Linked DNA regions of Homo sapiens: region 1 is linked to region 2. Evidence: chromatin loops called from intact Hi-C (ENCODE). Cell type or tissue: heart left ventricle. All regions are shown on one strand. Links, peaks and the distances in the headings refer to the core of each region. The heading gives the core; the rest is flanking DNA.

Region 1 (8,351 bases), core at 142-8,141, 510 kb before region 2:
GTTTATTAATTAAAATTATTTATATTTCATTTTTAATAAAATTTTAGTTACTTTTGTAAATTTTAAAGTATATCAGCTAAGTTCTATTTATTAGCAAAATATGTTAACAATTTGGTGTATTTTCACACTTTTTTTCCTACAGATATAAATATACTCATGCATATGTATATAATACATTAGAATCTAGGTGTATATATGTATTAAATATACTGGACATATTATGTTACATTATGAAAATTTTCCTTGTCAATAATTATACTTCGTAAACAGACTTTTTTTTTTTTTTGAGACGAATTCTCGCTCTGTCACTAGGCTGTAGTGCAGTGGTGCGATCTTGGCTCACGGCAACCTCCAACTCCCTGGTTCAAGTGATTCTCCTGCCTCAGCCTCCCGAGTAACTGGGACTACAGGCATACACCACCACACCCAGCCAATTTTTGTATTTTTAGTAGCGACGGGGTTTCACCATGTTGGCCAGGATGGTCTCCATCTCTTGACCTCGTGATCTGCCTGCCTCGGCCTCCCAAAGTGCTGGGCCACCACGCCCGGTCGTAAACACACTTTTAAATAACTGCCTAGTACTACGTTCCTTGTGTGATTTATGACATTTTATCATTTCTCTGTGATTGAACATTTAGATTTTGTGCTATTAGATATAATACTCTAACAAACATCCTGTATATGTGTCTTTGTGTCTCTGGTTATTTCCTTCAGATAAATTCCTAGGGGTAGAAATACTGGTTTAAAGGGGTGTGAAAATAATTTTAAAAGTGCTTGGTATATAATACCAAGTTCATTCATTCAGTCAAAAAATATTTTCTAAGCACCAGAATTGAATCACACCCTTGGGATACAACAAGGAATAAGACAGTCCCTGTTCTTAACTCACAGCCCAGTTGGGAGGACAGAAACATATATGGGGAAGCTCAAGCCTGTTCTCTCCAGAAAGCTCATATGAATTCATATGTCACCAACATTGTCAATACATGCAAGTGGTTTTGGAATGTGTATGTTTGTTCTTTTGAAATCTACTGATTTCATCATGGAATACTTTTCTGAAAAGAAAAATATTTTTATTTTGGTTATTGCATTTAATGAATCACATACGTAATGGTTTTTGACATTATTGATCCAAAAAACCTAATTCATTTCGATATCCTTATTTCTGTAACAAGGAATTTGTCTACCTTTGTACCATATTCTCATTTCCATAGTTTTATGGGGGCTTCCTTAACTGCCCTCTCCTAGTGTCTTGATACTTTCTGCCACTCACAAATAGAACACTACTCTGACACTTGCAACAGTTAATTAAGAACTCAACTCATATTGTTTAAAACTATCTTACCACTATTTTGTTCTTTATCAAAGGCAGAAAAGACACTAATTTTATGCGTATTCTTTATCAGTGTGGATAAGTCATGTAAGAATGGAATCTAAATACCTATAGTAAGTGAAAACTCATGGTAATCCTGTTACATTTAATTTTACAGATTCTCCAGCATCTGCTATGTACTTCCTTAATATTTAGGACAGGAAGAGCAGATTTTCCAGTTTTCAGGACAATAGGCTGAGTGGCTACATCTCTATATATGTATAACTACTATACTAAATATCTGGCTATTAAAGACAGTTGTTTATTATCAGAATATGCTAATGACATTTAGGAGGGGAAAAAACTCATTTTTAGTATATTCTGAGAGTTGGGAAGGCAAATGTGCCTTTCACGGAGCACTGAGCTGCTCCGTGAACACACAGTCTTCAGGAATATATCCAGAGCACACAGTCTTCAGGAATAATTATTCTATTCACTGCTCAATAGGTTTCTCACATGTGAAGGCTGCCAGGCTCCTCTGGCTTCTAATTTAGGAGCTAAAGAGATTTCCTTACTGGGCCCAAAAATTATCTTTAAGCAAATGTATGACCTTATTCACTCAAAAATGGTCACAGATGGACACTGTATTGTGGCAAGATGAATGATGTGACTGAGCTGTTTTCCAGAGTGTGCTTTTTCAGGATAATACACCTAGTATTTTTCTGGTCCACTAGTTTCTCAAGACTCTTTATGACTGAGTGTATGAGGTATGATATTCATTTTTTTTTTTTTTTTTGAGATGGAGTCTCACTCTGTCACCCAGGCTGAAGTGCAGTGGCGCGATTTTGGCTCACTGCAACCTCCGCCTTCCGGGTTCACGCCATTCTTCTGCCTCAGCCTTTCAAGTAGCTGGAACTACAGGCACACACTGCCACGCACGGCTATTTTTTTTTTTTTTTGTATTTTTAGTAGAGACAGGGTTTCACCGTGTAGCCCAGGCTGGTCTCGAACTCCTGAGCTCAGGCAATCCACCTGCCTCAGCCTTCCAAAGCGCTAGGATATTCATTCTTAAGTGAGCAGGCAAACTATTCCTAATAAATAATGAGAGAGGGTGTAATATCTACTGCTGTACAGTTGTGGTTTTATCTATTTGCATCTCACTTCATCTTGATGAAATGCAGAACTTTATCACATGAAATAAGTGAAGGAGACTGCATATGACACCATGGAAATTCTGGAGGTTTGTACTTTTAAGATCAGTTTTTATTGAGGTAGGGATTTCAGTTTGATTGTTACGTTGATCCCTGGTTTAATATATCCTTACATTTTATATTTAAGTTTATATTTGATAAAAGAGTATCTTGGTATTGGTCATCTTTCAGGAGTTAATTTTTCAGTCTGTATTATGCTGCCAAGATCTATCTATATTTTTGTATGCAGTGGTGCACCCTTTTTTAGGACTGTATAACATTCCATAGTGAGAATGTACCTAAATTTATTTCTGCATTTTCTCAAATAGACATTTGGGTTATTTTCAGATTTTCGTTATGAATGCTACTGTGATAAACATTCTTGTACATGTTATCTGCTCTACATGTACAAAATTTCCTCTAGTTTTCACAGAGGAATGGCATTTCACAGAGGAATGGCACAGAGGAATGTATATATACAGATATAGAGTATCTGAATGTTATAAGATAATGCAATAATGCCTTCCAAAGTAGTTGTACCAGTTTACATTCCTACCAGCAATATTTAAGAAATCTGGTTCATCCATATTCTCTTGAAACACTGGCTACTATCCGACTTAAAAATTTTTGCCAATTATGTGAGTTTATAATTGATGTGCATTTCCCTGATCACTAATGAGGTCAAATATTTATTCAAATACTTATGTCTAATATATTCCACCCCCCCTTTAAAAAAAAAGCCTATTCATGTCTTTTGCCCAGTTTTTTTTGAATTGTCTGAGTTTTTCTTGTTATTATAGAAGTTCTTTATATATTCTTGATTCTAATCTTTTGGTGGTTATACAGATGGGAGCTATCCTCTCCCAGTTTGTAGCTTTTTTCCACTTTTTATAAGGTGACTTTTGATGGTCGTATGTCCTTGTTTTTAAAAGAGTCAAATTTACTAATACTGTATCTTGTTTTATAATGGGTACTTTTGTGTCTTTAAAAAATACTTTTTTATCAGATTCAGAAAGAAGTCCTTAAAACATATTTTCCACTAAACATTTTAAAGATATGCTTCTGATATTTTAAGTCCTTAATCCATCTGGAGTTAATTTTTGTGTAATGTAAAATGGAGGTTCAGTTTTCATTTTTATTCACATAAACTCACCATCTCTGTCATATATTAAAGTTATGCATATGTGTGGGATTTTTTTTTTTCTGGGCCCTCTTCTACTCCATAGGTCAATATGTCTCTCCCTGTCCAGAGTTAGATTGTCTTAGCCTTGTAAGAAATGCTGATATCTGATAGGGTGCAGGTCCCCTCCTTGCTTTTCGTTTTCAAAAGTATCTTGGCTGTTTTACCATGTGAATTTTAAAATCACCTTCTCAAGTTCCATGAACGACCCATGTACGATTTTGACTAGAATTGTACTTAATTTTGGCCGGATGCAGTGGCTCACGCCTGTAATCCTAGCACTTTGGGAGGCCGAGGCGGGCGGATCACAAGGTCAGGAGATCAAGACCATCCTGGCTAACACGGTGAAACCCTGTCTCTACTAAAACTACAAAAAATTAGCTGGGTGTGGTGGTGGGTGCCTGTAGTCCCAGCTACTTGGTAGGCTGAGGCAGGAGAATGGCATGAACCCGGGAGGCGGAGCTTGCAGTGAGCCGAGATCGCGCCACTGCACTCCAGCCTGGGCGACAGAGCGAGACTCTGTCTCAGAAAAAAAAAAAAAAATTAAATCGGGTCGGGTTAAGGATGTTCCCTTCTCTATACTTAATTTACTAAAGTTTATATCAGGGATTTATATAAAATTTTATTAAATGCTTTTATGAATCTATTTATATGACATCCTTTTTCTCCTTTAAACTTTTAATGTGTTAAAATTAAAACTAAAACTAAAAAAATGCTTTTAAGATATATACAAAATATATGATATATATATAGAAAAATAAGCCAATTATTATTATTCATGATAGCAGTTAATGCAGGTGGGTTGAAGAGAAACACTTGATAGGTGTAAATTTTTAATGTTCTAGTTCTTGTGTCAGGTGGTGGGTTCATGAGGGTGTATCGTATTATCTAAAACATACAAATACATGCATAAAATATAAATGATTAAATATAAAGGCAGGCCATGCATGGACCATTAAGGAGAGATAAATGTATGTGTTACGAGCCAGGCTCAATGGCTCATCTTCGTAATCCCAGTGCTTTGGGAGGCTGTGGCAGGAGGATTGCTTGAGGACGGGAGTCTGAGACAAGGCTAGGCAAACAAAGCGAGACCTCGTCTCTACCAGAAATAAAAAAAAATAACCAGGTGTGGTGGCGTGTGCCTGTGGTCCCAGCTACTTGGGAGGCTGAGGCAGGAGGATTCTTTGAGCCCAGGAGTTTGAGGCTGCAGTGAGCTATGATTGGGTCACTGTATTCTAGCCTGGATGACCAAGTGAGACCCTGGCTCTTAAACAAAAAGCATATGTGTTACGAACTAAGGATTATGATTAATCTAACTTTGTAGTTAAAAAAGGAAATTTGATATTTGCTTTTATGAGACTGTGTTGCGTTTACTCCTAGGTTAGTAAAAAGAGAATTTTAAAAAATGTCCGTATTTGTTCTTCATTGTTATTCTTAAAGTTTCTCTTTTTCAGAAACCTTTTGGGCAGTTTTTGGTTGTGAGACTTGATGTCATGACTGACATATGCGTTAGAGTCCATACGTTCTAGGACTGACAAGTTCCGTGATTATCCTGTGGTCTCAGTTGTTTGATCTTAAAATTACCAGATGATTAATGGCCCTCATTTTAGATTGACACTTTGTGCGGAATGTTCTGTAGAAGGCCTGACCATTTCTTCTGGTTTTTTAGGCCACATAGTTCTGTATTGAGCATGCCATGAGTTTCCATCCTACCCCATCTCATCCATCTGATTCCATCATGTAGTGGTTTTGTATGAGGCTTCTAGCTTGTTGGGAGGACACTTGGAACAGATTACAGTGATTATGAACATTTGGAATGAAACAGACTTAGATTCTAATTTTGGCTCTTCTCCTTACCAGCTATGTGGTCTTCAGAAATTTTAATAACTACCGTGAGTTATCTGAAAAATCTGTGTGATATTACCTCTGAGGTTGTTGTGTTAAAGTGTATCTTTATTACTATTATTATTATATCGCCATCAAATATAATTAATTTTTGCATTTCCAAGTATACTGGATGCACTTTCAAGCCACTGATCTGATTTTCCCTTGAGTGTACTCAAGGTGCCAATTGCTTTAATTCCTAAGTGTTATAAAGAACCGCAGTGCCAAAATATTCTTACCTCTTAGTTCTCAACCACTGACTCTTCTATCTTGTCTGTACTATTCCTGGAGAGAAGGGAGAGACAGTCAATAGTGTTGCTCACAGCCAAGCCCTTTCTAAGCATAGCTGACAGATGTAGGTGTTTGGGCTGATCACAATGTTGAGGACGACAGTAATCACAGCAATCGCCTCTTCATGGAGCACTGCTAAGGCAGCCGCTGTGCTGAATGCCCTACCCTCAGCATCTTGCTGGATTCTCACCGAATTCCCTAAAGCAGATCTTCATCTTGACGCCTTCATCTTGACACAGGGAAGCTGAGCTTGGACAGATTCAGCAACTAGCCCAGTGTCATACAATTAGTAATTGGCAAAATCAGGAGGTAGTCGCTAGTCTCCTTGACTCCAAAACCCACAGTCATAACCGCTGCTTATGCAAATGCTATTCCCCCAGGTCTTTATCTCTTCCTATATTTTCTGGATGCAGGAAAGTTTGTGGAACCTGTATCTGGTGAGACCTGGTGGGTAGGTGACTCTAGTTGGATTCTCTGTGCTCTTTGGGAAGGCTAGCTCCCTGCTGAGGCAACAGGTTCTGGAAACTTTGGGGGCTATTTGGTTATTTTGCACTGAAAATTAAATCTAAAATGATTTAATGATGAGAATGGTAACTTTGAGAGATTTTTGCATTATTCACTTTGGAGCAGGAATATTTAGATACGTGGGCTTCATGACTGTATTTTGGGTTTTTAAGTCAGAAAACTAGGAAGGTTTATAAAAACCTTTGGAAAATATCTGTTGCATGCTAAACTAAAGTGAGAGCTTAATAAAAATATGCATTAATGCAGGACTCCACTGCCCTCAGACTAAGCACAAGAGATCTCTGTTGAACCTTGGGAAAAATAAACTTACTCCCTTGGCATTTATGAGGGTGGCACTAAAATTTGGTGGTTGCGCCCAGGAGTGGGGTAGTAGCATAGAATGAAAACAGTCTGCAGGAGCCTTCAGGTTTTTTAAAATATAACCAAATTAAACATTAACATAGTCTTCATATAATTAGTCTCTGATTCCCTCATTCCACACAGTTGGTTTTCTTTTTAAAAAAAATCAACATAAAAAGATAGTTTACTTTTCTCCTTTTATCAAGTATTTAATTCATCATAATGAACTAAAGGATAAAATAATAAAATTTTCTGTTTAAAATTGTTTGGGAGTGATGGAAAACGTGAAAAAAAATTATTTTCTTCTCTGGAACACCAAAAAATTGACAAATAAATTTTAGGAAGAATTGTTAAATTTTGCCTTTTGCCCTTCTGCTAGTTCCCTACCTTAATCCAGTTAATATAAAATGCTCAAAAAGCGATTATCATTCATCTTTCAACTTGATGAACAAGTATTTTCTTTGCAAATGAAGTATGTCCTGTAAATGATTACACATTAATAAAAACAAGAATCAACCTGATTTGTTTTAACACCTCTATTTCTCTGCAGGAGGTAGCATTTTTCTGTCAGTTTGTCAAGTGTTATTTTTTCAGCCTCCCTCTGGCCTGAGTGGTATATATGTGGTTTGGTTTTGAATTTAGTGAAGAATATGACTGAATTCTAAAATGAAAAATAGTATCATACTTCTCAGATTTTGCTTATAAAAATGTTGCGTAAGTGCTTACGACACCTTTAGAAGTTTGTGACTCTCCAGAATTTCTGTGGCATTCCTAAACACTCAGTATTTACAATGAATGTTAAGTGATTGGTAACATTTGAATGACATGCAGTATAACATGGCAGCCCTATTGGGCTTTCCATTTGGCAGTCTTAGTAAGACAGCAGTTGACCAAAACCTGGCAGCTGTTTCTGCCTATGAAATAAGTAGGGTTCAACATTCCAGGCTGACCTTTCTTCAGTATTCTTTTGGACACCATTAAGAAAATAATATTGAGGCTGCAGTGAGCTATGATCGCACCACTGCACTCCAGCCTGGGCTACAGAGCGAGACTCTGTCTCTAAAAAAAGAAAAAGAAAAAGACAAAAGAGAGAAAATAATCATGAATCTTTTGTTTGCATCTAATATATGGTTCTTTTCATTTATTTTTAATATGTAGGAGTATATTTTTTGCCATTTCTTAAGTGTAGGGATCTTTTGGCAGAATTTGTTTCCTGCATTCCTGTTTCTGTTCACCAAGCAAGATAACCACTATCGGAATAGCTCTGCCTACCCAGACATTGACTGGCACATAGTTGGTGCTCACTAAATAATATTTGAATGAATACATTCTGGACGTTGAATGAAAGGACCTTTTGGGCTCTATGCATATCTGATTCAGTGGTCATATTATTTAGGGGTTTAGAATGACCATTTCACTTGTTATCACCACTATCCATGTAATGTTTTAAAACTTATCCTCACTTGGATAGCTTAAAATTACAGTCTTTAAACATTACCTCCAGATTTAGATAAAAGTAAAATTGTAGTGTTGGCTATAAGCAAGCAGAGAAATATATTAATTTCCAGTTTCCGGGAGGGTTGGAAGAAATACTTTTCCAGAACGAGCATGATTCCACTCTGATATGAGA
Region 2 (8,351 bases), core at 327-8,326:
AGGAAAAGAAACAATGAAAACTCTGTGAAAGCAAGGGTTTCTGTCTGTTTTGATCACTGAAAAATACCAATCACATACTATATCATCTAAAAAAATAGAGCTGAAATACTAAGGAAAATTTAAAACCAAGAAAATTATACACCTTGGTTTTAACTCACTGCCATAGCTGAAATAGCCAGTTTGAATATTCATTGATTTCATTTTCCATACTTTGAAATGATTTGCCATGTATTGGTGGACATCAGAGAAAGGGTAATGAAAACAAGTCATGGAAAGGTATAAGATATCCCTTTATGCTGTTCTGATAAGTAATTTTGAAGCATCCACACATTTTGTTATGTTCTATTTTGATATATTAAATATTATAACATGACCAGTAGGAATTTTGCTTGATTTATAACTAATATTTTCTTAAGTGCTTTTAGTTTTGTTGCTTCTGTATCCAAAGTTTGTTTCAATCCTGCTGCATGAGTTTTATTCCTGAGGGCCACTTTCTGAAAGCAGAATATCTAATTCGGGAACTCAATCCCATGGAGGTTAACTGTCCTACAAACTCAGGACACTAAGGGGAACCTCAAACGGAAAGTGCTTATGCCAGAGGTGGGAATTCATGAGATATAGCAAACATTTATAAATACTTAAATAGAAATCACTGCCATGTCCAGCCTTAAGCCTCTGCTTAATCAAAATTCTATCACATAGCAGTGGGTTGCTTTTTCTAGCTGTGATAACCAGAACAATTTTCCCATGCTACCAAGTTAAAGAGAAGAGAGCTTAAAAATACATATATAGGTCAGGTAATGTAACCAAGAGGTAGCCCCTGGTAGGGGAAAGGAAGTGTTGTGGACTTCGGTCTGATCTGGAATCCATGTGATTCCAACAAAGGCTTTTACCTCTTTCCTGGAAATAAGTGTGATTGTTGGAAAAGAGGAAGAACAGACTGAGCCCCATCAGCAGAACAACAGAGCTCTCACTCCTTGCTTAGTTTCTTCAAGGATCAAGACCAGTTTTACCATGTGATAAATGAATGCAGACCTTCCTACTGAGGTAATAAAGAGGTCATTACTTCATAAAGTATGATGATTTACAAAGTGTGGTAATGTCCTAACAAAACCTAAGCAATGTTTCACTCTGATTAGAGTGCTTTGAATGTGAATAAAGGACATGTGAAGACTGATACATGATTTAATCAGTTACAAAGACCACAATTCGTATGTTAAATTCATGTCTTTTAATTTGATGTCTACAATTATTTGTTCATAAGACCACAGGTGATTTACCGAAAAGAGCTATGCTTGTTGAAAACTACTTTGCTTAGAAATATGCCCTGTGCTCCCATTTCAAATATTGCATCAGTGGAAAAGAAAGAAAACATTTCATTGAAAATTCCCTTGTGTTTTCTGCTCCACTGATACCATGATTTATTTTCTTCACGAAGAACAAGGAGTCACCAAAATTTCAAAAATATTTTCCATGATACCAGGGCTAATTTTTCCAAGGCTTTTATCTTGAATAAGCCAAGCAACTTCCAAATGCATTTTTATGTCATTTGGGAGTATTTTTCTCTGTTTTTCATTACTACATCTTTTCAGTTTTTGCCAACCCGATTGTGAAATGATAAAAGAAAAATCTAGCTACTGCGAAATCAATTAATGACTGCCACTATTAGTCAAGCAGGTAGGATTTGGATTAGTTTAGGTTATAGAATGCCTTCTCGTATTGTGTTAATCATGTGTAAACAAGGCACTCGTATTTAGAACAAACATTCAAGTCTATTTGTTATAAACTTTTGAGAATTCTAACTCTATCTGATTCTTCTTCCCCCATTCTCCTCCCACTGTCTGGAGGTGACTGATAATATTGTCTACAAACCGTTTTCAAGATCTTTAAATAATAAAATTGTAATATACTGCTTTTCTGTTTGAGCAGAAATGCTTCTGTGATTAACGATGTTTTGGTAGTAGGGAAAAATAACAGCCCTGTAACTAGTTCTGTCTTATGTAATCTATCTGAGGTTATATAGTCAGAGAGTTTTAGATAATACACAATATTTAAATGATATCTTCTCCCTAATTTGTACTGATCAAGAGGAAAGTTGTATCCAATTCCATGTTTGCTTGAAGAATGCACCTATGTAGAGGTACAGAGCAATTTTTCATATGTCTAACTTCCTGCTTGGGGTCAATGGTAGATTTATTTTTAGCTCAAATGACTTGGAAGTTATATGTAAAAAAAGTGTTATCATTTCATATACACATCAGCTCATTGATACCTGTGCACATATGAGTTAGGAACAATTTGTATTTTGACTTGATTTGCTTTGCCTTTCTATATGCTAAATAAATGAAAGAAGAAAGAGATAAACTGTGGCCCTAAGTGTATGTAAACTTCAACTCATTCCAAATTAGAAAAATTTTATTCAGTTATTTTCTCAAAAGTCTTATGACAAAGCAAATGGCCCTAGACAGTTCTGCTGATGATGGGAAGACAGCAAAGAGAAGAAAACAGATATGAAAGAATTTTTCACATCACTCAGGAAAGGTTATCTTTCCTATTCCTCAACTCTCTCAATATCCTTCTAGTAGTGGCACCCAAAATAACAAGATGATAAGCCAGGCCCAGCAATGAGCCCAGGGAGTTCTTAGGAATTAAGACCTCTTGGGCAATGGACTCCAATAGGAAGAGTCAGAGACAGTCCCATTGGACTGAAGGCTGCCTCTTCCTATCAGCTCTGAATGCTACTCACATCATGGTCACTACCACCCTCCTTTGAGAAAATATTTTGTTAATTTTCAAATTGTTTTGCTGACTACTAAAGGAATACCCCAAAAGGTTAAAAAGGATGTGAATGGATAATTAAGTAATTAACAAGAAAAGAAATCCAAGTGGCTACAGAATTTTTGAAAAGCCACTGAAGTCTAGTTTTAAACTGACAAGAACAGATCCTAGCCCAAAGGCTGAGAAGCAATTAGGATCTGGGTTTAAAATGGCCAGATAACATTAGACATTTTTCTCATCTCCCAGAAATCACCCAAATGCAACAGAGGTACAAGACCCAGACACACAAACTCCAGTTTTGATTAAACTAACAGACTTTTGAAACTCAGAACCACAAAATAGAAGGAAAGGCTGCCCAAAGTTATAATAGGCAACAGGGAAGTGGGAAAGATATGGAACATGCGTGTAGCTGCAGATCTCAGAGAAAGCAGAGCCCAATTCTCCTTCCAGTGGCACAGCCTGAGGAGAACAACTTGCTTGACACAGTGGGAAAGCAGTGTATGAGTTGGTTCACTGTGCCTCCCTGGATTATTATTTTTTTTGGTAGGCAATCTAAAAAATATGACAGTGTGACAAAACAGGGATTTATAAAGAAAAGCCATTTTGGAGGAAGCAGTTTGTGAGACCGTAAGAGAAGGAGAATGTACTGCATTATGAGTAATTCTGCAGGGCAGTTCTCAGTTCACTGAGAGAACTAATGGCTAAAAATATTCACTCATACACACATCACATGTCATTAAAAAATTTTTTTTGTATGCAATAGAGCCACAGCCACATGCCTATATAAATCTGAATTAAATAGCCCACTAAGAATTTACCTCATTTGTATGTGAGTAATCATCAAAAGGAAACTATCACATGACATCAGAATTTCTCAGAAGTGGGAATGGGGTGAGAAAGAAATAAGAAAAAACAGACACTTCACCAAAGAAGATATGTAGATAGAAAATAGCATATAAAAAGATGCTCAACACCATGTGCTATTAGGTAATTGCAGCATGAAAAAACAATGAAGGATTATCGTACACAGAATGGCCAAAATTCAAAACGCTTACAACACCAACTGCTGGTGAAGATGTGGAGGACTGGAAACCTCATTCACTGCTAGTAGACATGCAAAATGCCACAGACACTGTGGAAGACAGTTGGACAGTTTACTACAAAACTAAACAATGTTACCATATGATCCAGGAATTGCAATTATTGATATTTACCTAAACGAGTTGAAAGTTTATGTTCATAAGAAAATTTGTTCGCAGGAGTTCATAGCAGTTTTATTCATTATTGCTAAAACTTGAAAGCAACCAAGATATTCTTCAGTAGGTGAATGGATAAATAAACTGTTGTATATCCAGGCAATGAAATACTATTCAGCACTAAAAAGACGTAAGGAGTGACATCAGTAAGATGGTGGGCTATGAAGCTACAGGCTCTCTCTTCCCCACAGAGAAACTGAGTTAACAAAAATATATGAACCAGAATACCGCTGTGAGAACTACAGAGACCGGTTAAGATGCTACAACACCCAGCCATTGTAAAAGCAAGACAGGATTCCAGTGAAAAAAACAGAAAAATCTTCAGCATTTGTGCCCCTTCCCCTATGCAGCATAGTAGAGAGCTACTAGGAGAAAACTTTCCATATCAGGATCCCTCCCTCAGGACACATGTAAAAGGTGGATCATACATCCAACTTTCTGGCTCATCTGGGGGCTGCTTGAGGGACTAGTTTCTGTCTTGCCTAATCCAGAGCATTGATGATGGGATCAGTGCCAGGGTTTGAAAGCAGATGAAAAGAGATGAGCCCATATTAAAGCTGCAGTTCCACAGTTATCAGAAGGAGCAAAAGGTCAGAAAAGGTTTGAGAAGTCCTGGAACCTCCAGCAGGGCCAAATGGGTGAAGGTCTTCCCCTTTACAAAGCCAGCATACAAAAAATATCAGTGGTGGTTGTTTTTCCAAATGCCTAAATCCCAGCAAAAGAAATAATAAGGTATAATGGACAGATGTTTGTGTTTCCTCCAAAAGTTGTATGTTAAAATTGAATCCTCAATGTGATGGTATTTAGAGATGGGGTCATTGAGGGGTAACTAGGTCATAAAGGTGAAGCCATCATGAGTAGGATACCCTTATAAGAAGAAGCCAGAGAACTAATTCGCCTTCTGCTGGTCATCTGAGGTTATATGGCTGTCTGCAACTTAGAAGAAGGACCTTGCCAGAGTCTGATCATGCTGTCACCATGATATTGAACTTCCAGCCTCCAGAACTGTGAGAAATATGTTTATGTTCTTGATAAGTAACCCAGTTTATGATATTTTGTTATAGCAGCCTGAAATAAAACACAAGGCATATAAAGAAGCAAAAAACACATGGCCCACTCAATGGAACAAAATAAAATTCAAGAAACCAACCTCAAAAAACGTATAAATCTATCACCTGCCTGATAAAGAATTTAAAATAACTATCATAAAAAATACTCAGTGGGCTAAAAGAGAACACAGTCAGAAAACTAAGCAAAGTCGGGAAAACAATGCCTGAACAAAATAAGAGCATCAACAGAGACAGAAATTATAAAGAACCAAATAGAAATTCTGTAACCGGAAAATACAATAACTAAACTAGAAATTTTACTGGAATGGCTCAACAGCAGACTTGATAAGGCAGATGAAAAAATCAGCAAACATGAAAAGAGGTCATTTGAAATCATTGAGTCAGAGGAGCAAACAGAAAAAAGAATGGAGAAAAGTGAAGATCGCTTAAGCGACTGTTGAGACACTATTAAGGGTATCAACATACACATTATGGGAAACTCTGAAGGAGTAGAGAGAAAGAGGAAGAGAGCCTATTTAAACAAATAATGTTTGAAAACTTTCCATATCTGAGGAAAGAAATGGACATACAGACTCATGAAGCTTAAAAACTACAGCTAGGATAAATCCAAAGAGAACCACACTGAGAAACATTATAAGCAAACTATGCAAAGTCAAAGACAAAGAGAAAATCTTGTTTTTGAAAAGCAGAAAGAGAAAAGTGATTCATCTCATGTAAAGGGATTTCCATTTGCTTATCAGTGGATTCCTCAGCAGAAACTTTGTAGAATGGAAGAGAATGGGGTGATATATTCAAAGTATAGAAAGAAAAAAAAACCTGTCAACCAAGGGTATTATATCTAGCAAAACTATCTTTTAAAATGTAAAAAACTAATACTTTCTCAGGTAAAATGTGAGAGTTCTTTACTACTAGACCTGCTCTACAGAAAATGCTAAATAGAATCCTTCAAGTTCAAATGAAAGAATAGTAGATATCTACATGAAGCCATACAAAAATACAAGGTTCTCTGGCAAAGGTAAATACATGGAAAAATATAGAAACCTGTACTATTGTAATTTTTGGTACACAGAACTTAACAAAATACAAAAAACCCTATAAATCCATGTTGATGGGTCTATTATATTTAGAGATGTAATTTGTGACATCAGTGACATAAAATGGGAGATTAGAACTGTAAAGAAGTAGAGTTTTAATATGTGATTGAAGTTATTAGTTTTAAATAGAATGCTGTAACTTTAAGATATTTTATATATTTTCAATGGTAGTCACAAAGAAAATATCCATAGAGTATACATAAATAGAAATAGAAAGGGAATCAAAGGATATCACTAAAAAAATCAACAAAACATGAAGGAAGGAAGGAAGAGAAAAAGATGGACAAGAAAGCTACAAGATAAAACAATAAACAAAATGGCAATAAATAATCCTTATGGGTACTTTAAATGTAAATGGATGAAATTTCCCAATCAAAAGACATAGGTTGGTTGAATGAATTTGTTTTTTAAAAAGGATCCAACTATGTACTGTCAAAAAGAGACCCACTTTAGATCTGAGGACACACATGGGTTGAAAGTATAAGAATGGAAAAAGATGTTCTATGTAAATGATAACCAAAAGAGAGCAGGAGTGGCTACACTAACCCAGACAAAACAGACTTTAAATCAAAACCTGGTGCAAGAGACAAATAAGGTCATTATATAATGATTAAAAAGGTCAATTTACCAAGAAAATACAATAGTTATAAATATTTATGCACCAAATCTCAAAGCTCTAAAATATATGAATGAAACTTTGACACAATTGAAGGGAGAAATGGACTGAAGCACAATAATACTAAGAGATTTCAGTACTCCACTTTCAATAGTGGCTACAACAACCCCAGTGAGGATTAATAAGGAAATAAAGGACTTGAAAAAGTCTACAGACTAACTAAACCTAACAACATATACAGAATAGTCCACCCAACAGCAGAAGAATATACATTTTTCTCAAATGAACATGGAACATTCCATCAAGCTATGAAAAGACATGGAAGAATCTTAAATGCATATTAGTAAATAAAATAAGCCAATCTGAAAAGTCTATATACTATATAATTTCAACTATATGACATTCTAAATAAGGAAAACTATAGAGACAGTAAAAATATTAATGGTTGCCAGTGGTTAGGTGGGAGGGATGAATAGGCAAAGCACAGAGAAATTTTAGGACACTGAAACTATTCCATATAATACTATAATATGATACAGAACACAGCACACATGCCATTATGCTTGTCGAAACCCACAGAATGTACAACACCCAAGAGTGAACTCATGAAATGTATAATACCAAGAATGTAAATTATGGACTTTGGGTGATAATGATGTGCCAGTGTAGGTACATCAGTTGTAAAAAATGCACCATGCTGATGTGAAATGTTGATAGTGGGGGAGGCCATGTGTATGTGGGGGCAGGGAAATATGGGAACTCTGTACTTTTTGCTCAATTTCTCTGTGAATCTAAAACTGCTCTAAAAATTAAAGTCTATAAAAACTGATGTATTCCTATATAACAACATAAAAAGATGTCCAAGGAATTTTGGTTAATATAAAATAAATTGTAGAGCAATATGCTCAGTATTATGTTTTTATAAAATTATTGTATAAATGTATATATATGTGTATATCATGTATATATGTATATATATATACACATAAATAGTTTGGAAATATAAACTGTATTTTTCTTGCTAGTAAGCAGAGATCAGGAGAATGAGTGGGGAGATGTCTTTTATTTCATACATTTCTATGCTGTTTCAAGTTTACAGAATATTTATCACTATTGCAATTATAAATGCATATCTGGTAAAATTGAGTAACATGCTCAATATAAGCAACTGGAAAACACAGAAAAGTATAAGTAAAAATTATTCTTCTCTTCCACCCTGAAATAACCACTTTAACTACTCTGGCATATTTCTTCCCAATGTTTTGTCTAATATATCCATTTGTGTGTATTTGTGTGCATGTAAATATATTGAGGACATGCTGTACATAAAATTGTATTCATGCTTTTTCACTTAATGCTGTGAATATATCCTCAAAGATATTACTTAATACTATTTCATCTTGTTAATGTACATTAATTTAATCATTCCAATACAATTAGGCAGTTAAGGTGTTTTGTGTATTTTCTATTATAACTATTTCTTTAGGATAAATTTCTAGTAGAGGAATACTGGAACAAATAATTTGATCACTTTTAA

The links. Peaks named below come from ENCODE experiments on the same cell type or tissue, not always from the same donor. Only the 100,000 strongest peaks of a DNase experiment are listed, where the experiment ranks them.
Region 1: it touches region 2 in a loop (3.0-fold over the local background); 8 of 110 quality-filtered maps call a loop at or near these places.

Annotation. Positions count from the first base shown.
Region 1 is chr15:39,669,930-39,678,280 of GRCh38, reverse strand. All of the region lies in intron 10 of FSIP1 (fibrous sheath interacting protein 1), which reads left to right. Among named protein-coding and RNA genes, the nearest start is that of THBS1-IT1, 88 kb to the right of the region's middle. In heart left ventricle, for the core only: no CTCF peak of the experiment used is centred there; no DNase peak of the experiment used is centred there.
Region 2 is chr15:39,160,375-39,168,725 of GRCh38, reverse strand. All of the region lies in intron 1 of LOC105370777 (a long non-coding RNA gene), which reads left to right. It overlaps LOC124900600 (a long non-coding RNA gene), which reads right to left and starts at 1,124. Exons shown (of 3, transcript XR_932142.3): 1 at 894-1,124. In heart left ventricle, for the core only: no CTCF peak of the experiment used is centred there; no DNase peak of the experiment used is centred there; H3K27ac peaks cover 3,000 bases.